Regions from separate parts of the Homo sapiens genome. Here region 1 is linked to region 2. Evidence: chromatin loops called from intact Hi-C (ENCODE). Cell type or tissue: heart right ventricle. All regions are shown on one strand. Each heading gives the region's core, and the rest is flanking DNA. Links, peaks and the distances in the headings are about the cores only. Region 1 overlaps TANGO6 (transport and golgi organization 6 homolog). Region 2 overlaps TANGO6 (transport and golgi organization 6 homolog).

Evidence for each region. A loop is a pair of places that touch in the nucleus more often than their neighbours do. Peaks named below come from ENCODE experiments on the same cell type or tissue, not always from the same donor. Only the 100,000 strongest peaks of a DNase experiment are listed, where the experiment ranks them.
Region 1: it touches region 2 in a loop (1.8-fold over the local background); 2 of 110 quality-filtered maps call a loop at or near these places.

Annotation. Positions count from the first base shown.
Region 1 is chr16:68,963,880-68,979,836 of GRCh38, reverse strand. TANGO6 (transport and golgi organization 6 homolog) reads right to left here. Exons shown (of 18, transcript NM_024562.2): 15 at 5,669-5,809. Among named protein-coding and RNA genes, the nearest start is that of TANGO6, 130 kb to the right of the region's middle. RefSeq lists enhancers at 1,615-2,115, 6,830-7,330. In heart right ventricle, for the core only: no CTCF peak of the experiment used is centred there; a DNase peak (open chromatin) is centred at 6,907.
Region 2 is chr16:69,074,032-69,089,988 of GRCh38, reverse strand. TANGO6 (transport and golgi organization 6 homolog) reads right to left here. Exons shown (of 18, transcript NM_024562.2): 18 at 4,807-6,504. The coding sequence ends at 6,328. It also overlaps a transcript of HAS3 not described here. Among named protein-coding and RNA genes, the nearest start is that of HAS3, 24 kb to the left of the region's middle. RefSeq lists enhancers at 38-915, 788-1,017, 11,554-12,073, 15,457-15,957. In heart right ventricle, for the core only: a CTCF peak has its summit at 6,229 (motif pointing left); no DNase peak of the experiment used is centred there.

The DNA.
Region 1 (15,957 bases), core at 3,611-11,610, 110 kb after region 2:
AAAATTGATACCCTAATGAAAAAACAACGGACTAGAATATGTAATTCTCACACACACATGCACACCCTCCACATACACGGAATCTTAACTAGTCAATATATGGAAAATATTTAACCTTATCAATTGAATAAATGGAAATAAAAACAAGATAGCATTCCTTTATATATCTTCTTGATAAAGATTTTTAAAAATGATAATACATAGAATATATCATACTTTTGAGGGTACAGACAAACATTGATAATATAAACTGGCACAACTTCTCTGGAAGACATTTTAGCAACAAATATCTTCAAAAATATTCCTGGGCCCGGCGCAGTGGCTCACGCCTGTAATCCCAGCACTTTGGGAGGCTGAGGTGGGTGGATCACCTGAGGTCAGGAGCTTGCGACCAGCCTGGCCAACATGATGAAACCCCATCTCTACTAAAAATACAAAAATTAGTTGGACGCAGTGGCACGCGCCTGTAGTCCCAGCTACTCGGGAGGCTGAGGCTGGAGAATCCCTTGAACCTGGGAAGTGGAGGTTGCAGTGAGCCAAGATCACACCACTGCACTCCGGCCTGGATAACAGAGCAAGACTCCGTCTCAAGAAAAAAAAAAAATTCATATACTTCAGGCTGGGTGCTGTGGTTTACGCCTTAATCTCAGCACACTGGGAGGTGGAGGTGGGAGGATCACTTGAGCCCAGGGGGTCGGGATCAGCCTGGGGAACACAGCGAGACCCCCATCTCTATAAAAAATTTAATAAATAGCCAGGTATGGTGGCGCACACCTGTGGTCCTAGCTACTTGGGAAGCTGAGGGAGGCAGATCAGACTGACAGGCCAAGGATGCAGTAAGCCATGATCGCACCACTGCATTCCAGCCTGGGCAACAGAACGAGACCCTGTCTCAAAAAAAAAAAAAAAAATCATATACTTTATATACTTTACTGTATATATGTATTACCTCAATTTTTTTTTAATGGAAAGAAAAAAAGCTCCTGCTGATTTTGCACTATGATCTAGTGGCAGGAAGACAAGTAGGTGTGGCTAGGGAACTAGCATGATGTGGAGAGGTAACATAGTGTACTGCACCCTGCTCCCACGGGTGGGCCGCATTCTCCCACCAACTCCCACCACTGCAGAGAAGAGGTAGGGGTGGGGAGAGAGCAAGGCCTAGGCTGAGGGAACTAGGGGACTTATTAGAGAAGCTTTACCAAGTGGCTATTCACAGCATTTCCACAACACTAGAAAACAAAGAATATTGGCTATGTTGTCAAATTGGGCTTTAATGTTATTCAAAGGATTTCAACACACCACTTCATCTATGCACCAGGACAAGTTGATGATGTGAAACAGAAACTAGCAGTTAAAGCTAAGGCTATGTTTACAGTTGGACACTCTGAAGAGTAGGCTACAGAAAGAAGGGAACTTTGAGAATTAGTGGAATTTGCTTTGAAATGCCAGAAGGCTGTTTTGGAAATTGGGCTAATTATAAGACTATGTAAGGAGGAGTAAGGCCTCACCTCAACTCTATCCAGCCTTTCATCCCCACCTCCACTTTCACCCCAGGAAATGATTTGGACTGGCCAATGGGGACTCTGAAATATGTACTTTTAGTGTTTATCATCCCAAAGGTAGCGGTCTACCAGAGAAAATACATGTTACGTTGATGTTGTCTATGTATGGTTTATATTCTTCTCAGCTCTGATAATCCCAGTGGTACACCCTTCACACCTACTATGAGAGAATGATTTATTATAATGGTGTACTTGTCTGGCATGTTTTAGATCCAAATTCAGAACTAAGGCAAATATAGAAAGTTCATCTTTCTTCTTAGAAAAAAATGTATTTTTAAATTTCACTCTCAGCTGGGTGCAGTGGCTCACACCTGTAATTCAAGCACTGTGGGAGGCCAAGGCAGGCGGATCACCTGAGGTCAGGAGTTCGAGACCGGCCTGTCCAACATGGTGAAACCCTGTCTCTACTAAAAATACAAAAATTAGCCGGGCGTGGTGGTGTGGGCCTGTGGTCCCAGCTACTCGGGAGGCTGAGGCAGGAGAATCGCTTGAACCCAGGAGGCAGAGGCTGCAGTGAGCTAAGATGGCACCACTGGACTCCAGTCTGGGTGACTCCATCTCTTTTTTTTTTTGAGACGGAATCTGGCTCTGTTGCCAGGCTGGCGTTGCAGTGGTGAAATCCCAGCTCACTGCAACCTCTGCCTCCCGGGTTCAAGAGATTCTCCTGCCTCAGCCTCCTGAGTAGCTGGGACTACAAGCACGTGCCACCACGCCCAGCTAATTTTGTATTTTTAGTAGAGACAGGGTTTCACCATGTTGGCCAGGATGGTCTCGATCTCTTGATCGTCGTCTCGGTCTCATGATCCGCCCGCCTTGGCCTCCCAAAGTGCTGGGATTACAGGCGTGAGCCACCACGCCTGGCTAAGACTCCATCTCAAAAAAACAAAAAAAATTAAATAAATAAATAAATAAATTTCACTCTCTGTGACATGAATCCATTGGTCAGAAAAGAAAAAAAAAAACAAAAACAAAATAAATTTCACTCTCAAGTAATTCTCCTTTCACTGATACAAGGATTTAAGTGGTTGGAGACCTAGGTTCTATCATCCTTAGCCAGAACAGTCACCTAGAAATTAGGAAAATTAAGGGCTATGTCCATACAAACAGTGCATGGCTATATGGAATTTCTATAAATCCTCTGAAGTGCTGATGAAGGAGGGATTCAGTGTGATCTCCTGATGCAAGTGGCAAAAAGATACCCCACCTCCACTTTGTTCTCCAAAATCTTCCCCTACCAGATAAAGAGTAAAATTTACAAGTTTTACTATAGCTCACAGACAAATTGCCCAAGCTGAAGTTAAGATTATATCTTCTTTTTCTGCCTTAGATAATAGGCTAGTGAGTATATAATGGAATTACTAAAAAGCCAAGGACAAATACAGCAGTACCTAAGAAGTGCTGATATAACTTAAAGAATAAAAGAAGTGTGGCACTGTTATTAAGCCAAATATTAACCACCAACAGCTATACTTTATAACACAATCTGATATAGGCCATGCATGACAAGAACACAGCCCTAAAACGGAACCTCATTCTCAAAATTCAATATGGCCGCTAGCTGGCTCAAATGGATACTGTACACCACTGGCTCTCACCTGTATGATTGATTTGCCTTATTTTAAGGCTTCTAGTGATATTCAGTGTGACAGCTAATGGTTAAGTCTATGGAGCACAGGTTAAATAAATGAATCTTCTCTCAATTCTATGTTATATAGCCCAGTATAAAAATATTCAAAGTGTACTTGCTGGCTTATGGAGAAATTCATCTTAATTTAACCTCTCTCTTCAGAATGAACTATTGTTTTCTTTGTCCTTGTTCCCTAGGGTCCCACCTCCTAGCTTCATATGAGCACTCAATAAACAGCAAAAAATATTTGTTTTCCTTCATTTTTAATCTTTAAAAAATGTTTAAATCTTTTTTGCGTAGGCAAAAATAAAATTTTACTGAGCCCTTATTGTATGCCAAATAACACTGTAAGAATCACCTTATTTAATCTTTACAACAGACCTATGAGTTAAGTGTTATTAATATCCTCATTCTGGCTGGGTGCAGCGGCTCATGCCTGTAATCTCAGCACTTTGTGAAGCCAAGGTGGGAAGACTGCTTGAGGCCAGGAGTTCAAGACCAGGCTGGGCAACATGGTAAAACCCCATCTCTACAAAAATACAAAAATTAGCCAGGTGTGGTGGCATGTACCTCTAGTCCCAGCTATTCAAGAGGCTGAAGTAGAAGGATACCTTGAGCGTAAGAGGTCAAGGCTGCAGTGAGCCATGACCGTGCCAATGAACTCCAATGTGGGCAACAGAGGGAGACACTGTTGCAAAAATAACAACAACAACAACAAAAACCAAACCCATAATATCATCATTTCACACATTAGAACACTCAGGCACCCAAGGTTAAGAAACATTCCCCTCAGCTGGGCACGATGGCGCACACCTGTAATCCCAGCACTTTGGGAGGCAGAGACAGGAGGATTGCTTGAGCCCAGGAGTTTGAGACCAGCCTGGGCAACATAGTGAGACCTTGCCTCTACAAAAAATAGAAAATTAACTGGGCATGGTGGCATATGCCTGTAGTCCCAGCTATGTGGGAGGCTGAGGAGGGAGGATAACTTGAGTCCAGGAGGTTCAGGCTGCAGTAAGCCATGAATGCACCACTGCTCTCCAGCCTGGGTGACTGAGTAAGACCCTGTCTTGAAAAAAACAAAAAAAAAAGAAAAGAAAGAAACATTTCCCTGATCACACAGCCAATAAGATGCAGAATGGCTCATGCTTATAATCCCAGCACTTTGGGAGGCTGAGGTGGGAGGATTGCTTGAGTCCACGAGTTTGAGACTAGCCTGAAAACATAGTGAGACCCCAACTCTACCATGAAAAAAAAAAAAGCGCGGCAGTTCAGGATTTGAAGTGAGGCAGTGTAAGTCTAGAGCCTATCCCTTAACTACTATTGTCAGCTTATACAGCCTAGAGTAACTTCCTTCAAGTTGGTGGTTCAGTTCTCAGCACTATCACTTACCAGCTGAATGAGTCTTGGACAAATTGCTGAAAATGTTTGAGCTACAGTTTCTTCATCTGTAAAACAGGTTTAGTAACAGCCTGTTTACAAGATTTGTTGGGGAATTAGATGAGATTATATATATGGACAACCTGGCATGCAGTAGACATTCAGCAAGAGTCAGCACTCTTCCTTCCCTGCTTGACATTCCTATTCTTTATTTCTGAGTCTCGCTCTATTGCCCAGGCTGGAGTGCAGTGGTACAATCATTGCTCACTGCAGCCTCGACCTCCCAGGCTCAGGTGATCCTCCCACCTCAGCCTCCTGAGTAGCTGGGACTACAGGTGTGTGCCACCAATCCTGGCTAATTTTTGGTAGAGATGGGGTTTTGCCATGTTACCCAGGCTGGACTTGAACTCCTGCCAGGCCTAAAGTGATCCTCCCAAAGCGCTGAGATTACAGGTGTGAGCCATGGTGCCCAGCTGACATTCCTCTTCTTTTTGTGCTTGCTGCTGCTCAAGTGTGAGACTTCTAATTCCAGCTCCATTGAAAATCAGGGCCCAACACAGCTCCCAGGGAAGGAGACTAAGCAGTTTTTTTTGTTGTTGTTATTTTTGAGATGGAATCTCATTTTGTCGCCCAGGCTGGAGCACAGTGGCGCGATCTCGACTCACCACAACCTCTGCCTCCCAGGTTCAAGCGATTCTCCTGACTTAACCTCCCGAGTAGTGGGATTACAGGCGTACACCACCACGCCCAGCTAATTTTTGTATTTTTAGTAGAGACAGGGTTTCACCATGTGGACCAGGCTGGTCTTGAACTCCTGACCTCAGGTGATCCACCTGCCTCGGCCTCCCAAAGTGCTGGGATTACAGGCAGGAGCCACCGCACCTGGCGAGAGACTAAGCAGGTTTAAGAAAAAGGACATTGTTGCTTTCAGTCTCATAGTAGACATCGGAATATTTCCTAAATTCCTAAATGGGTACATCCCAGCCCTCAAACTACCCTCACCACACTAGTGTAACAAGCCCCCAGGTACACACATTTTGGTTTCAAAGTCACACTGATCCTCCACCCTTTTCCAGGTGGATGGAACAAGAAAACTCACCTAATGCCCTGACGATTCGCATAAGGACTTCCCCGACTTTCATTCTGGTCTCTGGTGTGTGCTTGTCTTTGCTGCTGTCATATTGAGCCAACAAGTCCGGCAAGATTTTCTCAGGATAGACGTCTGACAGCAGGGCAACCCCTGGGGTTGAAAACAAAAAGAAAGGATTCATTACTGTTTACGATCAAAAGGCAAATAAACCAGTCACCCTGTGATGGGATGAACGCAGAGATGCTGAAAACCATCTCTAAAGCTCTCCCAGCAAGGGCTGCCTATTGTTTGGAGAGTCAGCATAGTGAGTGGAACGAAGATGGGCCTGGTAGTTGAGACTCCTGTGTTTGTCTAGTCCCAGCCTGATACGATCTCTAAGGTCACTCCCAGCACTGACGTTCTATGATCCAGGCAATGCCTCCTGCCTTTGCTGCAGTTCTCCATTCCTGTATAATTTCCCTCTGTGGAACTGCCAGTGATGGGAGCAGTTTCCACAAGGAAACATTTTCAGAGCATCCTGGACATGATCAATATTAGATCTAAGCTCATGGCTGAGTTTCCTAATCAACAGAAATAGGGAAGACCCTGACCCTGAGTCCCCCCTTCGTAGGACTTGCTGATCCTCTCTCCTATCCACAGCAGCGCCTTCTAAATGTGTAGCCTGGAACAGTGTTATCATAATCTGAGCCCAGCCCCATACTCAGCAACCTTTTTAGGGGTGGCAGGGAGGTGAGAGATGACCAGACAGATCCAGAACAAAACCCCTGGTTGGCCTCAAAACTATATAACTACAAATTCTACCATTCATGTCTATACTGTTGTTTATTCCTATTTTCTCTCATTAGTCTTTAGCAGAGAACAGGAAAAAGATTACACACTATAAAGAACAGTGACGAAAAAGAAAAAAAGTAAAGAAGGAATAAGTAGAAATAGGGGTTCCAGGATGAGAACCCACTTCTACCCCAAGCACCCTGGCCCATCAACTCTGCTTTGGGTTTCTCCAATAATCCCCTCATTGGTCTCCCTGCTTCTACCTTTTTCATCCATTGCAGATGGAGCTATTTGGTTTGAATCATAAGTCTGGCCCCTTCATGCTTCTGCCCAGACCCCTCAGTGGTTTCCCTTCTTCCCTGAATATGAGCAGTCCCCATCCCCCGCCTTCCTTTGTTCTCTCTCTGATCTCATCTTTTAACACTCTCCCTTGCTTCCTGGCCTCCTTGCTATTCTCCAGTAGGCCAAGTGATCCTGGCTCGGAGGAGTCGGCCTCACTTCCCCTCTGCATCTGCTGCTGCTCCTCCTGGTGGCCTCACAGCTTGCTCCCAAACCCTATCATGTCTCTGCTCACAGATCACATTTGTCACATATAAAACGGCACCCTCCTTCCCCTGCCACTCTTTACTCCTCTCACCCTGCTTCATTTGTCTTAGCACTTAATATCACCTGACAGGTTGTGTATTTCCTTATTGTCTGCTCTCCTCCTTGGAATGTGAACTCTATAATAAAGTCAAGGATTTTCTTTTGTTCCCTGCTGTATCCCCAATGCCTAGAAGAGTCCTAGCACATGTCAGGTGCTCAGTAACTACCTGCTAAATGAATGAATGGATGAATGGATGGATGAGTAAACAGGATTCAAATATACAGTCCTGATATAAATTTCAGGAATTAAGAAAGAGAGGATGGGGAAGAAGTAATATAAATGCTTGAGAAATCTATACTTATTTTTCATCTAAATTTACCATTCTCGTGTTTAAACTGACAGCCTTGCAGGCAAAGTCTACGTGCAGTTTTTTATGTTATAGGTTGTGATTCCATTCTCTTCTAAATCACATCCACACTCTTCACTGGCCTTATCCGCCGCATCTGCTGAGCTGTGAAGGCGGAGCACCTGCTGAGGGCTGCACCTGTCTGCCCATCCTCCTTTCTGCCCTCCCCACCCCCATCTTTTCTTGCTTCCAAAGAGCCTGGGAAATCTCTGCATGTGGTCCTAAGCCTGCACCTCTGCATGTGGTCCTAAACCACACCTCCAATCCAGAGTCCATCTTAGGACTTCAGTCCTAAGATGGGCTCTAATCTTATGCAAGCAGAAGCTCTGCTCTTAAGAGAGATTCAGGCTGTGGCACAACACTGTTGCCAAAATGTGACACTGTAGTTGTAGTTCACTCTATTATATAAAATGATGAAGAAGTCCTTGGAGGTTCAACACGGAGTTATGGAATATTGTAGCATAGAAAAAAATGTCTGCATCGGCTGGGCGCAGTGGCTCACGCGTGTAATCCCAACATTTTGGGAGGCCGAGGTGGGTGGATCACTTGAGGTCAGGAGTTCAAGATCAGTCTGGCCAACATGGTGAAACCCCGTCTCTACTAAAAATACAAAAAGTTAGCTGGGCGTGGTATCGGGCACCTGTAATCCCAGTTACTCAGGAGGCTGAGGCAGGAGAATCGCTTGAACCCCAGAGGAAGAGGCTGCAGTGAGCCGAGATCACACCATTGCACTCCAGCCTAGGCAACAATAGTGAAACTCTGTCTCAAAAAAAAGAAAAAAAGAAAAAAATGTCTGAGGCCTAAGGGTAAATGAATTGTTTGCTAAGAGAAAGAAGAGGGGGCTAGGTGCAGTGGCTCACACCTGTAATCCCAGCACTTTGGGAGGCTGAGGTGGGAGGATCACTTGAGGCCAGGAGTTTGAGACCAGTCTGGGCAACATAGGGAGACCCCATCTCTATAAAAATAATTTTAAAAAAATTAGCCAGGTGTGGTGATGTGTGCCTGTAGTCCTAGCTACTCGGAGGCCGAGGCAGGAGGATTGCTTGAGCCCACAAGTTCTAGGCCGCAGTAAGCTATGATTGCAGCATTGCACTCCAGCTGGGTGACAGTGAGGTCTCAAAAAAAGAAAAACAGAAATAGCCTCCAACTTCTAAAAGACCTCCACAACTGCAATTCTGGCAGGTGTTATATCACTGATATATTACAAGGCCTGGTATATATTACAGATTTGCAGCTATCATAACTTTCTTTTTTTTTTTTTTTTGAGATGGAGTCTCGCTCTGTCACCCAACTGGAGTGCAATGGCTTGATCTCGGCTCACTGCAACTTCCACCTCCCGGTTCAAGCAATTCTCCTGCCTCGGCCTCCCAGGTAGCTGGGATTACAGGTGCCTGCCACTATGCCTGGCTAATTTTTGTATTTTTGGTAGAGACGGGGTTTCACCGTGTTGGCCAGGCTGATCTCGAACTCCTGAGGTGATCCGCCCTCCTCGGCCTCCCAAAGTGCTGGGATTACAGGCGTGAGCCACTGCGCCCGGCCCATAGCTACTTTCTAAAATCAGAAGTTCTCAACTCAGAAAATCTGGTGGGTGTTTCCTTTTAGGAATGTAGTCATGACTTTGCAATGGAAAACAGTGGAAAAATGGGATTTGCTTTATAAAACTTTGATCTATTTCTAGCTTTTCTGAAACCTATTACTAAAGTCCCTCTTACTGTTGTTTAACATAGTCTTTTTTTTTTTTTTTTTTGAGACGAAGTTTTGTTCTTGTTGCCCAGGCTGGAGTACAATGGCGTGATCTCAGCTCACTGCAACCTCCATCTCCCGGGTTCAAGTGATTCTCCTGCCTCAGCCTCCTGAGTAGCTGGGATTACAGACATGTGCCACCATGCCCAGCTAATTTTATATTTTTAGTAGAGACAGGGTTTCTCCATGTTGGTCAGGCTGGTCTCAAACTCCTGACCTCAGGTGATCCACCTGCCTCGGCCTCCCAAAGTGCTGGGATTAAAGGCATGAGCCACCGTGCCGGGCCCTTACTGTTGTTTATTCCTATTTTCTCTCATTAGTCTTTAGCAGAGAACAGTCATTTACTTCTGTGAACATACTATCCTGGCCAAATGAGCTCTGGACTTCCTCTCTGTAGTGGGCAGACATGTGATTACACCTAGCATCTACTCTCTCTTCTGGTAACAACACCACCATGGTGTTCTTTTGGAGAAATATCCCTTTCTTACTCTCAGTCTGTGTGGTTTGAGTGGGCTAACTATACCCACTTTCTCCCCCTCCAGGTGTGAACTTGTATCCCAGGCTGGCCAGTTAGGATCTTCCATTCCATCCCCACCACCATGACTGGTTCAGGAACAGGGAATGAGATTCGATCCTGAAACCCACATTGACACTACTGGGAAAGATAAATTCCCCTCCCCACCACCCATTGAAGAGACTAATCTGGAGCTGCCAGTGGCCACCATGTGGAAAAAGCCCACACAAGAATGACACCAACACAGAGGGAGAGCCAGCCTGAGAGGGAGGGAGAAGAAGAAGAAGAGACCCGATGGCATCTTTTCAGCTCCGGGACCCAGGTGTACTCCACCCACTCGACTTTCTGGATAGAAAAGCCAATAAACACCCTCTAATGCTCATGCCAGTTGGACTGTTTTTCAATTAAAATAATCCTAACACACCCTTTTTCTGGTTAACAATGATTTTTCAGATTTTTTTTTTTTTTGCTTTTCCTATAATGCTAAACTTTAAACTCATTAGGGAGCTTTTAGTTCTCCCAATCTTCCATAAAAAGGTTCCCAAAGCAAAGCCCAGTTTCCTTGCTTCCCACAGTCCCAGATCTAATAGCAATTGTTTATCTTCCTGCTGGCCTGTTCCACAGACGGCTGCCAAATGGCTGGCTGTTTGAGTTTTACCTTCTAGGATACAGGTGCCACCTATGAGTTTATAAATCCCTGGAGAATAACAGCAGTTCCCCCTTTACCCACCAAGCAGTGAAGAGAGTCATACATGATGGTTAAGACTGTATAAAAATGAAAGGGATGAGATTTTGTGTGCTTGTTTTTATTTATTTCGAAAAAACTTTCTGTACTTAGACACTCTGTGGAAGCACGGCCATAACCTTCACATGACCATGGGCCCATCACACTTGATAATTCCTTTGTGACTTGAAAATGGGGTAATTTCTGGGTCAGCACAAGATTCAAGAAAACATCACACATCAATCCCTTTGGTAATGAGACCCAAAGGATTGTGTGAGAGAGACCTCTTTCTGCTCTGACCGTAGGAAACTAGCTATGCATTTTAGGATGTGGTGCAACAGATGAGATATAGAGAAGGTAAAAGTGAATCCAAACTGGGAAGAGTTCACAGACGCATTCTGAACTTTTTTTGGAGGCAGTGCGTAGAATATTGGTGAATTAACGTAACTAAAAAAATGTTAGGTGGCCAGGCGCGGTGGCTCATGCCTGTAATCCCAGCACTTTGGGAGGCCGAGGCGGGCGGATCACAAGGTCAGGAGATCGAGACCATCCTGGCTAACCCAGTGAAACCCCGTTTCTACTAAAAATACAAAAAATTAGCTGGGCGTGGTAGTGGGTGCCTGTAGTCCCAGCTACTCGGGAGGCTGAGGCAGGAGAATGGCGTGAACCCGGGAGGTGGAGCTTGCAGTGAGCCGAGATCATGCCACTGCACTCCAGCCTGGGCGACAGAGCAAGACTCCGTCTCAAAAAAAAAAAAAAAAAAATGCTAGGCTGGGTGCAGTGGCTCACGCCTGTAATCCCAGCACTTTGAGAGGCCGAGGCGGGTGGACCACCTGAGGTCAGGAGTTCGAGACCAGCCTGACCAACATGGTGAAACCCCCCTCTCTACTAAATACAAAAAATTAGCTGAGTGTGGTAGCAGGTGCCTGTAATCACAGCTACTTGGGAGGCTGAGACAGGAGAATCACTTGAACCCGGGAGGTGGAGGTTTCAGTAAGCCAAGATTGCACCATTGCACTCCAACCTGGGAAACAAGAGTGAAAACTCCATCTCACCAAAAAAAAAAAAAAGGCCAGGTGCGGTAGCTGACATCTGTAATCCCAGCACTTTGGGAAGCTGAGGTGGGTGGATCACGAAGTCAGGAATTTGAGACCAGCCTGGCCAATATGGTGAAACCCTGTCTCTACTAAAAATACAAAAATTAGCTGGGCGTGGTGGCGTGCGCCTGTAGTCCCAGCTATTCGGGAGGCTGAGGCAGGAGAATCTCTTGAATCCAGGAGGTGGAGGTTGCATTGAACCGAGATGGCGCCACTGCACTTCAGCCTGGGCGACAGAGTGAGACTCTGTCTCAAAAAAAAAAATGTTATTACGATAACTACATGTAACAAAACAGACTGTCAACTTTGTAAAATAACTGTTTTTTTTTCTTCCCCCAAGACTTCCCTGAAAGCCACACACATATTTTGAGCAAAACAGTGTTGACTTCAAGATGATCCCACAGCGTGTTACTCAGTGATTCTGAGTAGCAAAAGGAGTTTGGGTGTCGTGTACTTTTACTTAGTACTCTTGCATTAACAGGGAAGTCAGTCTAATTCTAAAATGTCTTTGCTAACTGGCTCTATCCCAGGGAACTGCTAAGCCATTCCTACCTCAAAACTAACCTGCCTCATTTCTCCTGGGCAGATAACAACTTCCCAAAATACCCACAGCAACCCGGAAAACCACCTACTCACTTGAAACTCACAGATATTTCTGCCAACAAAACTACAAGAAACACAAAAACCCACACATTGTATAATTCCATTGAAATGAAATGTCCAGAATAGGCAAATCTCTACATAGGAAAAGTAGATTTAGTGGTTACCTAGGGCTGTGGTAGTTTGAGAAAGCAGGGAGTGACTGCTAATAGTTACGAAATTTCTTTCTGGGGTGATAACAACATTCTAAAACAGGGGTCCCCAACCCCCAGGTTGCAGACTGTTACCGGGCATGGCCTGTTAGGAACGGGACCACACAGCAGGAGGTGAGCAGCAAGGGAGCATTATTGCCTGAGCTCTGCCTTCTGTCAGATCATTGGAGGCAACGGATACTCCCAGGAGTGTGAACCCTATTGTGAACTGCACATGCAAGGGATCTAGGTTGTGTGCTCCTTATGAGAATGGAAAGTCTGATGATCTGAGGTGGAACAGTTTCATCCTGAAACCATCCCCGCCCTCCCAACACCGTCCCGTCCATGGAAATATTGTCTTCCATGAAACCAGTCCCTGGTGCCCAAAAGGTTGGGGGCCATTGTTCTAAAATTCCAGCCTGGGCAACACAGCCAGACCCCATCTCTACAAAAATTTAAAAAATTAGCCAGATAGGCTGGGCACAGCGGCTCACACCTGTAATCCCAGCACTTCGGGAGGCTGAAGTAGGTGGATCACTTGCAGTCAGGGGTTTGAGACCAGCCTGGCCAACGTGGCAAAACCCCGTCTCTACTAAAAATACAAAAATTAGCAGGGCATGGTGGTGCATACGTGTATTCCCAGCTACTTGGGAGGCTGAGGCAAGAAAATTGCTTGAACCCAGAGGGCAGATGTTACAGTGAGCTGAGATCATGCCACTGCACTCCAGCCTGAGTGACAGAGCGAGACTGTCTCAAAAAAAAAAAAAAAAAAAAATTAGCCAGACATGGTGGTGCATGCCTCTAGTCCTAACTACTTGAGAGGCTGAGGCAAGTTGGTCACTTGAGCCCAGTAATTCAAGGTTTAGTGAGCTAGCACAACACCACCACACTCAAGCCTTTGTGACAAAGGGAGACCCTGTCTCAAAATTTTAAAAACTTCTAAAGTTGACTGTGGTGATGGTTACACACTCTGAAAATATACTAAAAACCAGTGCATTGTTTATTTCATTATTTATTTATTTATTTTATTTTATTTTTTTTTGAGATGGAGTCTCACATTGTTGCCCAGGCTGGCGTGCAGTGGTGTAATCTCAGCTCACTGCAACCTCTGCCTCCCGGATTCAAATGATTCTCCTGTCTCAGCCTCCCAAGTAGCTGGGACTATAGGCACGCACCACCACACTCGGCTAATTTTTTGTATTTTAGTAGAGATGGGGTTTCACCATGTTGGTCTGGCTGGGCAATCCACCTGCCTTGGCCTCCCAAAGTGCTGGGGTTACAGGCGTGAGCCACTGCAGCCGGCCTCATTTTTTATTTTTTAAGACAGAGTCTTGTTCTGTCGCCCAGGCTGGAGTGCTTTGGTATAATCACAGCTCACTGCAGCTTCAACTTCCTAGGCTCAAGTTATCCTCTCACTTCAGTATAGCTGGGACTATAGGTGTGTGCCACCACACATGGCTAATTTTGTTTATTTTTTGTGGAGACGAGGTCTTACTATGTTACCTAAGCTGGTCTCAAACACCTGGACTCAAGTGATCCCCCCTCCCCAGCCTCCCAAAATATTGGGATTACAGGCGTGAGCCACTACACCTGGTCTGAATTGTTCACTTTAAGTGGATCAATGGTATGGTATGTGACTTATATCTCAAAAAGTTGTTATTAAGAAACTATAAGAAAATATTTCATATCTGCCCTTTTAGGTTTTTATTTCTTATTTTAAAAATTTTATTATTATTATTGTTATTTTGAGACAGAGTTTTGCTCTGTCTCAGGCTGGAGTGCAGTGGTACAATCTCAGCTCACTGCAACCTCCAACTCCCAGATTCAAGCAATCTTCCTGCCTCAGCCTCCAGAGTAGCTGGGATTACAGGTGCATGCCACCACACCTGGCTAATTTTGTATTTTTAGTAGAGACGGGGTTTCACCATGTTGGCCAGGCTGGTCTTGAACTCCTGAGCTCAAGTTACCTGCCTGCCTTGGCATCCCAAAGTGCTGGGATTACAGGCGTGAGCTACCACGCCTGGCAGGTTTTTAAAATAGAAGAGAAAGGAAGAAAATAATATAGCATATCTTAAATATAAAGGGAAATCCACTGCCAAGAGCAGAATATCAGCTTCCTTTTGTATCCGAATCTGTTTTGGTTGCCCCTGCAGGGTGAGAGTAGAAAGAGGGGGAAAATGAATTGTAACCCGTTACTTGATTAAAAAAGAAAATCAAAATTAGCCAGGCATGGTGGTGTGTACCTGTAATCCCAGCTACTCAGGAGGCTGAGGCAGGGGAATTGCTTGAACCAGGGAGATGGAGGTTGCAGTGAGCTGAGATCGTGCCACTGCACTCCAGCCTGGGTGACAGAGCGAGACTCCATCTCAAAAAATAAAAAAAACAAACAAAAAAAGAAAATCAAGTATTTTGCATTTCATAGAATGTCTTGCATTCATAAGAAAATGGTGTATTACATTTAAAAGTCTAAATTCTGTGGTAAGCCAGAAATTCTACTCTAGAAATCTATCCTAATAGGTATATTAACACAGCAGGAAATCACTTTATGTACAAAATCATCACTGTAGCACTATTCGTAATAGAAAAGACTGGAAACAAATTTGCATCAACAGAAAATTGATTAAGTGATGGTCATTCATACAGTGGAATATAAGGCATCCATTTAAAAAATGAATAAGGGCAGGTGCAGTGGCTCACGCCTGTAATCCCAGCATTTGAGAAGCTGAGGTGGGTGAAAGAATCACTTGAGGCCAGGAATTCGAGACTGGCCAGGCCAACATAGCGAAATCCCGTCTCTACTGAAAAAAAAAAATTAGCTGTGCACGGTGATGCATCCCTAGAATCCCAGCTACTCGGGAGGCTGAGGCAGGAGAATCACCTGAACCCAGGAGGCGGAGGTTGCAGTGAGCCAAGATCGCGTCACTGCACTCCAGCCTAGGCGACAGAGCGAGACTCTGTCTCAAAAAAAAAAAAAAAAAAAAATTAATATGTTTTTAAATAACTGTCATGAAATGAATTCTAAGAGCTATTGTTAAGTAAAAAGCAAGATGCAAAATCGTCTCTATTGAATTCAACTATTTGTGTACAAAGGGGAAATATACACTCATTGAATAATTCTGGAAGGATACTCAAGAAACTAATAATATTGATTATTTCTGGGGAGGGAAACTGGGTGACAAGGGGATAAATGTGAGAGAGAGAGACTTTCTATTTTTGTATCTTTTAGTAAGTTAAAAATTTTTTTTACTTTTAATTTTTTAATTGGCAAATAATAATTGTACATATTCATAGGGTACATGGTGATGTTTCAATAGATATAATATAGCGATCAGATCAGGGTAACTAGCATATTCATCACTCAAATGTTTACCATTTCTCTGTGTTGGGAATATTTTGAATTTTGAATGATATAAATAAATAAAATGTTTTAAAAAATCTGTGATAAATTTTAAAATTTATGTTTAAAACATTTTAACAAATTTTGTCTTTCAAAGTAGAACAGCTAGTCAGCTGTTCTACTTTGAAAGTAAAAAGAATTTGCAACTAACACAGCAGAATGACCACAAACATTTGCATCCTCTTTCTCCTGAAATCTCACTAAAGTGACAAGGTGTAAAAAAGGTATGAATCCACAACCAAGGAAAAAGACAATGGGATAGGTGTCAA
Region 2 (15,957 bases), core at 2,708-10,707:
AGGATGTCAAGAGCCTGCCTCCCTGTTCTTCAAGATTGTTGTGAGAATCAGACAAGCTTATGGATGGAAAATGACTTTCCAAAATAAAGGAAATGCAAACACTGATCTTGCAACACTGTGTTACAAAGAACCGCAGAGGGCACTCTGGAGGAGGGGCACAAAAACTGAGGCCTGGTAGCGTGGAGCTACGGACTCCCTATGAAGAACTGGGGAGGACAACAGGGGATGACCTCCCTAATGATGTTTCAGCTTTCCAGGGCCGAAGGTGGGGTCTGCATTCCCCTCTCACCTTGCCAGCCTGTGCAGAGGGCGCTGAGCACAGCCCTGAGCTCTGCCTGCAGGAAAGAGGCAGCACCGGGTATTGTAAGGAGCAACACAGGTTCCCAACCCCCAAGCGGTGATTCAGTTCCAACAGAGTGGAGCATGGCAGGCAGAGGTGCCGCGCACTGCAGTGTGGCTGCTGCATGTGACTGCAGCATGTCTGTAGCTGCAGAGCTTGCTGAGGACACAGCCAGGCCCTCTGAGGTCAAAGCTGCTGCTGGGGGAAGGGGCGTATTGGGGAAGAAGACCCCTCATAGTCAGGGAAATGTGGCACCTCTCACAGCTCCGGTTTCTGACTCTCTCCCTTTGCCACAGAAATTCTGGCCGAGATTTTAGATTTCTGTGCAAAGACTGCAGAAGCTTATCTGGTTTTGCACAGGTCAGATGACTCATCTCTCGACTTATCAATTGATCCACTTTCACATGTTGTAGCCAGCCCTCCAATGCGGCAAACAGTTGGGTGAGAGGCACAGTCAGGTGGCAGGCAGCACTTCATTCAGTCACCCTCGCAGACAAAGAGACAAAACAGGTGGATGGACCCAGGGTAGATCAACACGCTTGCTCTCCTTTTTGAGCCAAAGAGGAGAAACTGCTGCTACCAGAGAAGAGGAGCTGAAACAACAGAGCCACCGAGGCCAAGTTGGGGGGTGGCATGAAAAGGGCTGGGGATCACTGCTTCCTTTTTATGGAGGGGAAAAAACTGGCTGGGTATGGTTATATGCATTTCTTTTATTTTTTCCATTTTGGGGACAGGGTCTCACTCTGCTGCCCAGGCTGGAGTGCAGAGGTGCAGTCACAGCTCACTGCTGCCTCAAACTCCTGGACACAAGCGATCCTCTTACTTCAGCACCCCTTCCTCCTGAGACCTGCTCTTACCTCTGGGCCTTGGCACTTGCTGTTCCCATTACCTGGAACACTCTTTCCCCATTATTTTAGTGCTCATTAATTCACCTGATCGTTATTCAAATAGCAACTTCTCAGCGAGGCTACCTCTGAACAACAAATCTCAACTTACTGTTCCCACGCTCCTCCCTCCTGACTTTATTTTCTCCATAGCATCTCTCACCACTTTACTTTTTTTTCTTGTCTTTTCTTTTTTTTTTTTTTTTTGAGATGGAGTCTTGCTCTTCATCCAGGCTGGAGGGCAGTAGCACAGTCTCACTCACTGCAACCTCTGCCTCCTGGGTTTAAGTGATTCTCCCGCCTCAGCCTCCTGAGCAGCTGGGATTACAGGCGCGCCCAACCACACCTGCCTAATTTTTGTATTTTTAGTAGAGACAGGGTTTCGCCATGTTGGCCAGGCTGGTCTCAAACTCCTGACCTCAGGTGATCCGCCTGCCTCAGCCTCCCAAATTGCTGGGATTACAGGTGTGAGCCACTGTGCCCGGCCCCACTTGACATTGTTTATCTTATTTGTTATCTGTCTCCCTCCACTGCCTCATAAACTCTCCCCGAGGGTAAGAGTTCTGTTTTGTTCACTGTTGTGTTCTCAGGGCCCAGTGCAGCATCTGGTACGTAATAGGTGCTCGATAAATCGTTGTCGTTGCTTGTGGTTTGCTTTCCTACACCCCAGTCCCTGGCACACTGGCTCTTACATGTGGATGAGCAGGCAGAGCCATAGGAAAGCAAAGAAGTGGAGGAGAGGGGTGAACAAACGAAGCAAGGGCCGGGTGCAGTAGCTCATGCCTGTAATCCCAGCACTTTGGGAGGCCGAGGCGGGCAGAACACCTGAGGTCAGGAGTTGGAGACCAGCCTGGCTAACATGGCGAAACCCTGTCTCTACTAAAAATACAAAAAAATAGTTGGGCGTGGTGGCAGATGCCTGTAATCCCAGCTACTTGGGAGGCTAAGGCAGGAGAATTGCTTGAACCTGGGAGGCGGATGCTGCAGTGAGCCAAGATCGCACCATTGCACTCCAGCCAGGGCAACAGAGCAAAACTCTGTCTCAAAAAAAAAAAAAAAAAAAAAAAAGCCGGGTGCGGTGGCTCATGCCTGTCATCCCAGCACTTTGGGAGGCCAAGGCAGGTGGATCATGAGGTCAGGAGTTCAAGACCAGCCTGGCCAAGAAGGTGAAACCCTGTCTCTACTAAAAATACAAAAAGAAAAAAAAAAGCAACAACAAAGCAAGGGACGTGGAAGAGGAGATTGGGAAATATGGGAAATTATGAGTGTGGAGAGATGATAAGGAGCAAAGCAAAAGTTAAGAGATTTCTGATTAAATAACAGAGAACTTGGAGAAGGGCAAGTTTGTGCCAAGGAGGAAGAAAAACAAAGCAGAGAGGGGAAACTCTCCAGAATGTTCAGGAAGTCTAACCTGAAAAAGCAGTTGAAGCTTGGGCAGAAGCCTGGGGTTTGGCTGTAGCCACAAGTGGGGCCTCTGCATGTCTCCTGTGGCTGAGCCATCCCCTGTAGAGCAAGGGGGTGGTGGATGGCGGGCCTGGGAAGAGGAGGAAGAGCCTAGAAGGGGAAAAAGGAGAGGAGGCAGCACGGGACCAAGCACAAGGCTGAGTGAGTGCCACAGAGGAATCTAGGAGAAAGGCTGCTGGGTGGTGGAGGACGCCGAAGGTGAGGGGCCAGCAGAGCCTCAGCAAGCCAGGTGGAGGCGGCAGCAGAAGGGGCGGTGGGAGGTGGGAAGGTGGTCTCTGAGGGAGAAGAGCAGGGTGGGGATGGGAGGCAAGACACACCTCACAGGGTCCATGTAGGGAAGTGTCACTTTTGTTCCCGTGTATTTCGTTTAAGTTTTTGTGCTTTTATTTATCTTCTGGGACAGAGTTTCGCTCTTGTTGCCCAGGCTGGAGTGCAATGGCGCAATCTCGGCTCACCACAATCTCTGCTTCCCAGGTTCAAGCGATTCTCCCGCCTCAGCCTCCTGAGTAGCTGGGATTACAGGCATGCGCCACCACACCCAGCTAATTTTGTATTTTTAGTAGAGACGGGGTTTCTCCATGTTGGTCAGGCTGGTCTCGAACTCCCGACCTCAGGTGATCTGCCCACTTCGGCCTCCCAAAGTGTTGGGATTACAGGCGTAAGCCACTGTGCCCGGCCGTTTTTGTGCTTTTATTATCCTAAAGTTTTAACATTCTTTCCCAAGGACTATCATTCATACACACACACACACACACACACACACACACACACACACACATAATATAGAAAATCTGAAAATTTTTAATAATTTGGTCATGTTTAAGAGGATTACATTAGGGCCCAGTGTGGGGGCTCACACCTATAAACCCAGTGCTTTGGAAGGCTAATGTGGGAGGACTGCTTGAGGCCAGCAGTTCAAGACCAGCCTGGGCAACATAGCAAGACCCTGTCTCTACAAAAAAAAATTAGCCAGGTGCAATAGTGCACACCTGTGGTCCCAGCTACTTGGGATGCTAAGGTGGGTGGATTGCTCGAGCCCAGGAGGTCAAGGCTGCAGTGAGGTATGATTATGCCACTTCACTCCAGCCTGGGTGACAAAGTGAGACCCTGTCTGTTAAAAAGAAAAAAAAATTGGCCAGGCATGGTAGCTCATGCCTGTAATCCCAACACTTTAGGAAACCGAGTAAGGAGGATTGCTTGAGCCTAGGAGTTTGAGACAAGCCTGGGCAACATAGCGAGACCTCATCTCTGCTAAAATTTTAAAAATTAGCCAGGCATGGTGGTGCACACCTGTGATCCCAGCTACTCGGGGGTGCTGAGGTGGGAGAATTCCTTGAGCCCAGGAGGTCAAGGCTGCAGTGAGCCATGACTGCACTACTCCATACCAGCTTGGGCAACAGAGCAAAACTGTCTTAAAATAAAGGTCAGGCACGGTGGCTCATGCCTGTAATCCCAGCACTTTGGGAGGCCAAGTTGGGCAGATCACCTGAGGCCAGGAGTTCAAGATCAGCCTGGCCAATATGGAGAAACCCTGTCTCTACTAAAAAACACAAAAATTAGCCAGGCATGGTGGTGCGCACCTGTGGTTCCAGCTACTTGGGAGGCTGATGCTTGAGCCTAGGAGTTGGAGGTTGCAGTGAGCCAAGGTTGTGCCAATGCACTCCTGCCTGGGTGACACAGTGAGACTCTGTCTCAAAAAAAAAAAAAAGAAAGAAAGAAGAAATAGATCAATAAAGAGCTAGGCATAATGGCACATACCTGTAATCCCAGGTACTCAGGAGGCTGAGGGGGGAGGACTGCTTGAGTCCAGAAGTTGAGAATAGCCTGGGCAACGTAGTGAGACCCCACCTCAAAAAAAATCAATAAAGAACAGATGTTTTCAGCCACTTGCCAAATAGTTCAAATTAAGAGGTGATCTATAAATAGAGATAAAGGTACTAGGATGCTTCATGAGGCACTCGAGGATTTTGGACTAGATAGTGTCTTAGACTAATCAAGGTGGTCAATCAGGATCTGTCCTCAGAACTGGAATGCGGTTAATGCAAATGAAGTTGTAAGTAAAATGGATTGTGCAACACATTCGATCTGCTGGTCTGAAGTGGGTTGCGTGGAGTCTAGTTAAAGGAAGGCCAAGAAACAAGCATTTTTATTGTACATCCAGCTGGCCCAAAGGAGATTCTTCTTAGATTTGAAAGCCACAATGCCCATTTTCTAGACATCCTTGATTTGGAGAATAGAAATTAATCCAGCTACACTAGCTGAATGGAAATATTCCTTAAACACACCTAGCTAGATTTGTTCTAACTCTCTGCTCACTAAGCTCACTTGTGATCCTGTTCATAAGATGGCCTCTTTAAAGGGATGCCACCAAGGAAGATCTGACTCAGAACCATGTCTGTGATCTGGCCAGAGAGAAATATCCTGTTGTTAACTAGCAAATAGCCATGTTTGTGTATAGATCCTTCAGTCACTCGAGCTTTTGGAAACTGCGTTTTGGTTCCTGTGGATCTAGTCACCCCAGAGAGCGTGATAAAATCCTGTGATAAAATTCTGTACCTAGCCCTGCAAAGCTGAGGACTGATCAAGCATCTCTGGGTTGGCCTCATCAAGGTGTTGACAACAGAGAGGGCTAATATGAAGCAGCCAGCCAGTATCTCCTTTCTGTTATCTCTTTTAGCTGCAATCAAAATGCAGCGGCCAAAACATATAAAGAAATAAAGTGGAGACCACAGTGCTATATCTGAAATTGTTTCAACAGCCCTGGCATTAGGCCACCAGCATGCATTCTTTCCAGCCTGCATTCAGTGTGAACCCATTGTCTAGGCATTCATCTTTCTGAAGGAGCAGAGGACAGAAGGCAGGATGTAAACTCTCTGGATGCTCGTGGTTCTTTTCTCCTGATAATCAGGGCAACTCTCTGCAAACAGCAGCAGGAGTGAAGAAGAATGGCCTGGGAGGATAAATACAGGGCTTACCCTTCTTCTCTGGAAGAGTCAACCAGCTTGATTGTCCTTTCTGGGCATCAGAGCCTCTTCAACTCCACAGTTTTCCATCTCGACACCAGAGGACCAGATTTAGCCCTGTTCTTTCCATCCAAGATAACTTTATTCCATTTTGCATTATTTGATAACTATTTCCTTCCCCTCCCCACCTCCAACTGCATCTCCTACTCTGAAATGCCTCTTGAGCAGCCAAGGGTGGCCAGTTCTGCTCCTCATTTTCCTGAAGAAGAATCTCAGCCTGAAAGAATATAGAGCTAGGTGACATATGGGTGGCCAACCGCTTCTCCTCAAGTTCCAAGAGAGTGGGCAATTAGTGAAATTCCATCAGTCATGTTAAAATATACTTTCACCAGGTAGACATCCTTCTTTCAATGCTAGAGGACAGTGAAAAATGTAGATTAATGAGATCTGTAACTGTCTTCTCTTAACTGTACACCCCTCAGGCTGAACGCGGGAGTGCTGAACACATGCCCTCGGAAGGGACCCTGAAGACCCAAGTGACCTGCACCATAAAACCACCCCGAGGGTCAGCCATGCTGCCAGCACTCAAGAGGCAGCAGGGCCACCTGCTGGAAGACCTGGGCACGGCTCTGGGTGCCTGGCCCTGCCTGCCTCCTCCACGTCCTTGGAGCCAGGTCTACGGCAGGACCATGATCTTCTTCTCCAGCTTCTGTGGAGGGAACAGGAAGTTTTTCATGATGTCATCCAGCTCTTCTAGGGCCAACTGGGCATGGAGCTTGGCCACGTCATCGGGCTCCAGACACACTACGTGCTTCAGCAGGTGGTAGAGATCCTTGAGGACGGCGCTCAGCACCTGCATGAGAGAGACAGCCATGACCGCCTGTCTACTGTGCCGGCATTTCTCAGTACGACTGAACTGCCCTCTCCTCCTGCCTGAGGAGATCTGTGAGGACATCCACAGACTTCCTGAAGATAATGTGGCTGGGTGCAGTGGCTCATGCCTGTAATCCGCACTTTGGGAGGCCAAGGCAGGCAAATCACTTGAGTCCAGGAGTTTGAGACCAGCGTGGGCAACGTGGCAAAACCCCATCTCTACAAAATATACAAAAATCAGCCGGGTGTGGTGGCGCATGCCTGTAGTCCCAGCTACTGAGGAGGCTGGGGTTGGGAGGATCATCTGAGCCTGGGAGGTCAAGGCTAAAGTGAGCCATGACGGTGCAGAAAAAAAAAAAAAAAAAAAAAGAAGATAATGCATGGCCATCTTGGGTTGGAGAAGGAGGCAGGGGTGGCGCTAGCCCTCGTACTGAGATAGGTTTCCCATTGTGTTTCTCACTCACCCCATGCCTAGCTACATGGCCTTGGGGCTTCTGCTCCCCTTTACTCCCAGGCCAAATCATAGTTCCCAGACTCCTTTATTCAGTCCCAAAGCATGGCAGAGACCTCAGGACCACAGACAGGCAAGACTGCCCAGATATGGTTGCTCCCAGAGCAAATGATTACCAGCATTTTCCTCCCCAGATCCCCATAAAGCCCTCTGCTGGCACCCACAGTACGGGCAATTATCTTATGAAACCCAGGAGGCTTTTTTTTTTTTGAGACGGAGTCTCACTCTGTTGCCAGGCTGGAGTGCAGTTGCACAATCTCGGCTCACTGTAACCTCTGCCTCCAGGGTTCAAGCAATTCTCCTGCCTCAGCCTCCTGAGTAGCTGGGACTACAGGTGCGCACCACCACGCCCAGCTAATTTTTGTATTTTTAGTAGAGACAGGGTTTCACCTTGTTGGCCATGATGGTCTCAATCTCTTGACCTTGTGATCTGCCTGCCTCGGCCTCCCAAAGTATTGCTATTACAGGCATGAGCCACCCCGCCTGGCCTAGGAGGCTATTTCTTGAGCAGTCATACCTTTCCTTGCCCCTACTTTAAAAATCTGTCACCAGGCCGGTGCGGTGGCTCATGCCTGTAATCCCAGCACTTTGAGAGGCCAAAATGGGCAGATTACTTGAGATCAGGAGTTAGTGACCAGCCTGGCCAACATGGTGAAACCCTGTCTCTACCAAAAATACAAAAATTTGCCATTTGTAGTCCCAGCACTTTGGAAGGCCGAGGCAGGCAGATCACAAGGTCAGGATAGTTTAAGACCAGCCTGGCCAACACAGTGAAACCTTGTTTCTGCTAAAAATATAAAAAATTAGCTGGGCGTGGTGGCAGGCACCTGTAATCCCAGCTACTTGGGAGGATGAGGCAGGAGAATCACTTGAACCCAGGAGGCGGAGGTTGCAGTGAGCCCAGTGAGCCGAGATGGCGCCACTGAACTCCAGCCTGGGTGACAGAGCTAGACTCCATCTTAAAAAAGTGGCACACGCCTATAATCTCAGCTACTCAGAGGGCGAGGCTGGAGAATCACTTGAACCCAGGAGGCGGAGGTTGCAGTGAGCCGAGATCGAGCCACTGCACTCCAGCCTGGGCAACAGAGTGAGTGAGACTCTGTCTCAAAAAAAAAAAAAAAGTCTGCTACTACAGTTTCCATTTTTCATGACCAATGCTCCGATTTTATGGTCTGATATGGAATTGGGAGGGTGTCAAAAGTACCTACTCACAGGAGCTCCTACTTCCCTAAAAAATCCTCCTGGCTTGGGAGCTAGAACTTCTAGCAAGAAACAGGTTTCAACGGAACAGGGAAACAAAAATAAGGGAACTGAGGCCGGGTGTGGTGGCTCAGGCCTGTAATCCCAGCACTTGGGAGGCCAAGGTAGGTGGATCATTTGAGGTCAGGAGTTTGAGTCCAGCCTGGCCAACAAGGTGAAACCCCATCTCTACTAAAAATAAAAATTAGCAGGTGTGGTGGCACGCACCTGTAATCCCAGCTGCTGGGGAGGCGGAGGTTGCAGTGAGCCAAGATCATGCCACTGCACTCCAGCCTGGGCAACAGAGTGAGACTCCACCTCAAAAAATAAAATTAAAAAAAAAAAGTAAGGAGATTTAGGGACCAACTCGTCCAACTAGGTACAGGAGGCAATTGGGCCACAGGGGGTCATGTGACTTGTCTGCAGCTACTTGTAAAGTTACTTCTGGTCCAGGGCTTTTTGCCTCAAATACTACTACTTTTTGGGTCAGGTACTATTTTAGGTACTTTCTATATATGATCTAATTTTTCTGCCAGTCCTATAGAGGAAGGTTATTTTTACTTATTTATTTATTTTTGGGACGGAATTGTGCTCTGTCGCTCAGGCTGGAGTGCAGTGGCGCACTCTTGGCTCACTGCAAGCTCCGCCTCCTGGGTTCACACCATTCTCCTGCCTTAGCCTCCCGAGTAGCTGGGACTACAGGTGCCCACCACCACGCCTGGCTAATTTTTTGTATTTTTAGTAGAGACAGGGTTTCACCGTGTTAGCCAGGATGGTCTCGATCTCCTGACCTCATGATCTGCCCGCCTCGGCCTCCCAAAGTGCTGGGATTATAGGCGTGAGCCACCGCGCCCGGCCTAGAGGAAGGTTATTAGCCCCATCTTATATTTGCAGAAACAGAGGGTTAGAGGGTTGAGGTTACTCAGCTAAAAAAATGATGGAGCCAGGTTTCCAACATCCAGAGCCTGTGTTCTTATTTTTTATTTTTATTGAAAAGATAATACAGTACAAAAGAGTACATATTAAAAGGTAAGGCTCTGTTCTACTCCAGACTCCTAGCTGTTTCCCTTCTCAGAGGACATCATTCATATGAAGACATTTTCTAAGTGTTTACAAGCACACATGTGTATATTTCTGTTTCTTGTCCCCTCTCCCCCAGTTTTTTTAGACAGGGTCTCACTCTGTTGTCCAGGCTAAAGTACAGTAGTGCAATCATAGCTCACTGCAGCCTCAATCTCCTGGGCTCCAGCAATCCTCCATCTCAGCCTCCCAAGTTAGCTGGGACTACAGGCATACACCACCATGCTTGGCATTTTTATTTTTTTGCTATGTTGCCCAGGCTGGTCTTGAAATCCTGGGCTCAAGCAACCCTCCCACCTCAGAGGTAGGGATTACAGGCATGAGCCACCAAGCCCAGCCTTCCCTTACCTTTTTAAAGTACAAAATTATATTCTACGCTCTGTTGTGTACCATATTTTTTCCCCCACTTAACATGTTTTGTAGATCCTTTGTATAATTGGCACATATGGAAATAACTTATTTTTTATAGCTGCAGAGGATGAATGTAATGCAATTTATTTAACCATCTTTCCAATGAAAGTAATTTAAATTCTTTTTATCTTTTGCTATTGCAAATATTGCTGCAATAAACATTTTTTTGAAGATGGGGTCCTGCTATATTGCGCAGGCTGGTCTTGAACTCCTGGCCTCAAGTGATTCTCCCACCTCAGCCTCCTGAGTAGTCAAGATTAGAGGCATAAGCCACTGTGCCCAGTGCAATATGCATTCTGATACTTAGGTCATTACAGACATGTACAAGTATATCTGTAGGACAAATATCTAGAAATGGAATTTCTGGCTCAAAGGGTAATGCGCATTACAATTTTGATAGATATGGCCAGAGAGGTTCCAAGAATTTACATTTTCCTCAAACACTGTGAAAATTCCTGTTTCCCCATATTCTTATCAGTGCCATGTATTGTAAACTCCTTATTTTTGCTAATCCAGTAGAAAAAAATAGCATTTTGCTGTTATGAATTTGCATACTTCCAACAAATATATAAACATAAATTTGTATTTTTTTCTGGTATGTATAATTCAGCTTCTCCTTAATGATTCGTAAAAACTCCATTTTTTTTTAAGTCCATTATCTGTCATATGAGTTGCAAATATTTTTCTCCCAGTTGGCATTTTTTCTTTGTGAAATTTTTTATTCTGGTGAAGAAATTTCCATTTTTGATGTAGTTAAATTTATCAAATGTTTTCCTTTGTGGTTTCTGGATTTTGTGTTTTGCTTAAAAGAAATAGGGCCTATAATTTTAGCCATTATACTATGCGGTTTCTTTATTTTCTTTTATATTTATTTATTTATTTATTTATTTGTTTTTGAGACAGTTTTGCTCTTGTTGCCCAGGCTGGAGTGCAATGTGCGATCTCGGCTCACTGCAACCTCCGCCTCCCGGGTTCAAGCGATTCTCTTGCCTCAGCCTCCGGAGTAGGTGGGATTACAGGCATGCGCCACCATGCCCAGCTAATTTTGAATTTTTTAAAAAATAGAGACAGGGTTTTGCCATGTTGGTCAGGCTGGTTTTGCAATCCTGACCTCAGGTGATCCGCCCACCTTGGCCTCCCAAAGTGCTGGGATTACAGGCATGAGCCACTGCACCCAGCCTATATTTTATTTTTGAGACCAAGTCTCCCAGGCTGGAGTGCAGTAGCCGAGACGGGCAGATCACCTGAGCTCAGGAGTTCGAGACCAGCCTGGCGAACATGGCAAAACCCTGTCTCTACTAAAAATACACAAATTAGCTGGGCGTGGTGGTGCATGCCTGTAATGCCAGGCTGAGATAGGAGGCTGAGATGGGAGAATCACTGGAACCAAGGAGCTGGAGGTTGCAGTGAGCCAAGATTGCGCCACTGCACTCCAGCATGCGTGACAGAGCAAGACTCTGTCTCAAAAAATAAAAATAAAAATAAAATAAAATACAGAAACGTATATTTAACTTAGTCAACTCTACGCAAAGACTTTGTAAGGCCATTTAACAATGGAAACATCTAGATCTTGCCTTTAAAAGGCTTCTGGTCTAGTGGGGATGAATAAGAAGATAGTCACGTAAAGACAGACAATACAGAATAGAACATGGTAAAGGTCACAGGGAGCAGAGAGAGAGTGATGAGACATCAGAGAAAAGAGAGGCCACATTTTAGGAATAGGAAAGTTCACTGGAGATGGCGAATGGAAATGATGGGAAATAGTTAATTCAGCGGGTAACAAGCACATGGTCTGGGCCCAGAGTCCCCTGAGCATTCCACCAAGTAGACTGTGTCTAGCACCACGTGTCTTGGACTTGCTATAAGAAGAGAGCAAGAGCCTTTCCATCTTTCGATATTCCTGATCAGCATGGACACTGGGGAGTGAAGGCAGGAAGTCAGGGGAAAGGGCTACATAGAACAAGCTCCCCAGGCCGACCCTTCCCCACAGCGGGCCTCCCTCTGGCCGCCTGTGCTCCAGCTGTGCCGGCCTTCTTTCTTTTCTTGCCTGAACAAAGCTCCTCTCAAGGCCTTTGCATATGCTAGTCCCTCAGCCTGGGAGGCTATTAATATTTTGCTTCCTCTTCCTAGGACTCTTATACCCTTGGCCTCCGGGATTCTTTCCCTAACCCCCGCACCTAGGTAAGTCTTCCTGCCCTTCCCGGAGTTCTGTTTGTAGCCCCTATCAGGACTGTAATGTAAATATTTGTTGTGGGGCAGGCTGGTGGTATAAAAAATAAACAAATAAAAAATAAAATAAATATTTATTGTGTACTTTAAAAGGTTTTCCTCTCTAGATGGTAAGTACTATTGACACTGAGGCCATGTTTTGCCTTTTTTTCTTTTTTCTTTTTTGAGAAAGAGTCTCGCTCTGTTGCCCAGGCTTGAGTGCAGTGGCTCTATCTCAGCTCACTGCCAACCTCCGCCTCCTGGGTTCAAGCGATTCTTGTGCCTCAGCCTCCCGAGTAGCTGGGATTACAGGCACGTGCCACCACGCCCGGCTAATTTTTGTATTTTTAGTAGAGACAGGGTTTCACCATGTTGGCCAGGCTGGTCTTGAACTCCTGACCTGAAGTGATCCACCCATCTCAGCCTCCCAAAGTGCTGGGTGGGATTACAGGCGTGAGCCACCATGCCTGGCAGCCTTGCCTTTTTCAATCTGGTATAGCCCCAATGCCTCAGAAAGTGACTGGTACATTGCTCATACCTAAAAAAAAGTATGAGTGAATAAAGGCATTCATGCGTGCCACTCCTGGCTAGTCTCTCAACTGGTAAAAGCAGAAACTCCTAAGAATGTCGACTGAAACACTGCCAGACAACTAGGGTTGCGACCTGCAGTCACACAAGGTCCCATGCTCAAGAGGGCCAGGTTTGCTTGGTCTAATGATCTGCTGTTGCCATCCTAAAATTCTTCCAGCCTGGGTAACATAGCAGGACCTCATCTCTACTAAAAAAAAATAAAATAAAATAAAATAAAAATTAGCCAGGCATGGTGGCACACGCCTGCAGTCTAGGGCTTGGAGGCTAAGGCTGGAAGATCCCTAGAGCTCAGGAGTTTGTGACTGCAGTGAACTGTGATCGTGCCACTGCACTCTATCCTGGGAGACAGAGTGAGACCCTGTCTCCAAAAAAAAAAAAATTCGTAATAATCTTATTTTTCAACTTGTGTGTGTGTTTTGTTTTGTTTTGAGACAGAGTCGTGCTCTGTCGCCCAGGCTGGAGTTCAGTGGTGCGATCTTGGCTTACTACAACCTCCGCCTCCTGTGTTCAAGCGATTCTCCTGCCTCAGCCTCCTGTGAACCTGTGTTTTGTAAATGAACTCCAATGGGACAGGGAGCGTGAATGTCAGTGGAGGAGGTAAGATTGTGTTCACTCCTCTTTGCCAGAGCATTTGCATCTGGAGTTCACTGTGCCCCATAAGCACAGGATTCTGGTGGACTCACCATATGGGGGAGGGCAACAAGGCTAGAAGCAAGTACAAGGCAGGCATGGCTGTTACATTTAAGAGTGGGCAAATGGAGGCCCCAACAGCTTGGAGAGGCGACACTTTTCATGCACTTTCCATGCGTTGCTTCGAACACAGAAAGAAGGCAATGGCTTTCTAAAAAACACAGAGGACCATGGAACCCGACTGCATCTTTCTTACTCATTCACTTCCTTGTTTTAGCCAGTCATTTACACTGAAAATAATGGCACAGCAGGGCAACCCATTATTCTTGTTCCTTTCAGTCCTTTCTTATCAGTAAATCAAAGGTAGACAGTGTTGGTCGAATGTAAATGTATCAAGAAATGAGGCTGGGCACGGTGGCTCACGCATGTAATCCTAGCATTTTGGGAGGCCAAGGCAGGCGGATCACCTGAGGTCAGGAGTTCGAGACCAGCCTGGCCAACATGGTGAAACCCCGTCTCTACTAAAAATACAAAAATTAGCCAGGCGTGGTGGTGGGTGCCTGTAATTCCAGCTACTCGGAAGGCTGAGGCACGAGAATCACTTAAACCTGGGAGGTGGAGGTTGCAGTGAGCCTAGATTGTGCCACTGCATTCCAGCCTGGGAGACAGAGCAAGACTCCATCTCAAAAAAAAAAAAAAAAAAAAAGAAATGAAATAAAAATGTTGAATTCAGGCCAGGCGCGGTGGCTCACGCCTGTAATCCCAACACTTTGGGAGGGCGAGGTGGGAAGATCACGAGGTCAGGAGATTGAGACCATCCTGGCCAACATGGTGAAACCCCGTCTCTACTAAAATACAAAAAAGTAGCTGGGCACGGTGGTGCACGCCTGTAGTCCCAGCTACTTGGGAGGCTGAAACGGGAATCGCTTGAACCCGGGAGGCAGAGGTTGCAGTGAGCTGAGACTGAGCCACTGTACTCCAGTCCGGGTAACACAGAGTGAGACTCTGTCTCAAAAAAAAAAAAAAAAAAAAGTTGAATTCAGCTGGGTGCAATGGCTTATGCCTGTAATCCCGGCACTTTGAGAGGCCAAGGCAGGAGGATTGCCTGACCCCAGGAGTTCAAGAGCAGCCTGAACAACATGGTGAAACCCCATCTCTACAAAAAGTACAAAAATTAGCCAGGTGTGGTGGGGTGTGCCTGTAGTCCCAGCTACTCGGGAGGCTGAGGTGAGGGGATTGCTTGAACCCAGGAGGCTGAGGCTGCAGTGGGCCATGATCTTGCCACTGCACTCTGGCCTGGGTGACAGAGTGAGACCCTGTCTCAAAAAAAAAAAAAAAATAAAAGTTGAATTCGTGTTGTGTAGAGTTTCTACTGTTCTGCTAAGAAGGAAATACATATGCATGTGTAAACTATGAAATACAAATTGTGTAATTTCAGTGATTCTGTGTAGGAGCTAATGCTCTTATATTTGCATTTAGAATTGGCATTGCACAATGTAAAGATGAACAGTAAAATTCATGCTAATAATTTAACATTTTAATTTTTCTCCAGCAAATAATAAACATCATGACAAGTTGAGAGAGAGACTTAGACCCCATCTCTTAAAAAAAAAAAAAAAAGCAGACTTTGGAAGGAAAAAAATTATATTTCAGGCCAGGCACAGTGGCTTATACCTGTAATCTGTGCACTTTTGGAAGGCCAAGCTGGGTGGATCAACTGAGCTCAGGAGTTCGAGACCAGCCTGAGCAACATGGCGAAACCCCGTCTCTACTAAAAAATTAGCCAGGCGTAGTGGCGCATGCCTGTAATCCCAGATACTCAGGAGGCTGAGGCAGGAGAATTGCTTGAACCTGGGAGGCGGAGGTTGCAGTGAGCCAAGAATGGCGCCACCTCACACTAGCCTGGGCAATAGGGCGAGATTCTGCCTCCAAAAAAAAATAATAATAATAATTATACACACACACACACACACACACACACACACACACACACACAGGCATTCGAACCAGAGTGACTCCATTTTGAGTGAGAGCTGGAAAATGAGGCTGAGACTTGCTGGGCTGCATTCCCAGAAAGTTAGGTATTCCTAACCTCTAGATGTTTATGGTTAAGGGAATGAATTAATAATGTTTACCAAACAGACTCAGACTTAGGAGTGTCCAGATATCCCGATATCTGGAGAACAAAGACATTCCTAATTTTGCTTTAAAGATGATAATTTGATACTTGTAAAGTATAGTAATTGAGAAAATTAATCCTTTATCACAAGTCCTTGTAGCAGAGCACATCGCCCCATATATACGAGTATTGTATCTAGGGTGGACACGTTCCTCCTCTTTCGGGAACGTCCTACTCTGTCTATGGAGCAGCTGTTCTTTCACTACTTTACTCTCTTAATAAATTTGCTTTTACTTTCCACTGCAGACTCGCCCTGAATTCCCTCTTGCACAAGATCCAAGAAGCCTCTTTTGGGGTCTGGATCGGGACTCCTTTTCTGTAATATATATATATATACACACACACACACAGCACTAATGGTACTTTCTTCTTGTTGTTGTTATTTGTTTTCCCTAGCAAGGAGCCCTGCATTTTAATCTGCACTGGGACCCACATATTATACGGTCAGCCTGCAAACAACCCTCAATGCTCCTAGCCCAGTGTCACCACGTGAAGCACCTGAGTCCTGTGAGCAAACCTCAGGAAGATGCTGCCTGGTCCCTGCTGGGCAGTTACCTCCTGGGCTTTCTCAGGGAGCTTCTGAG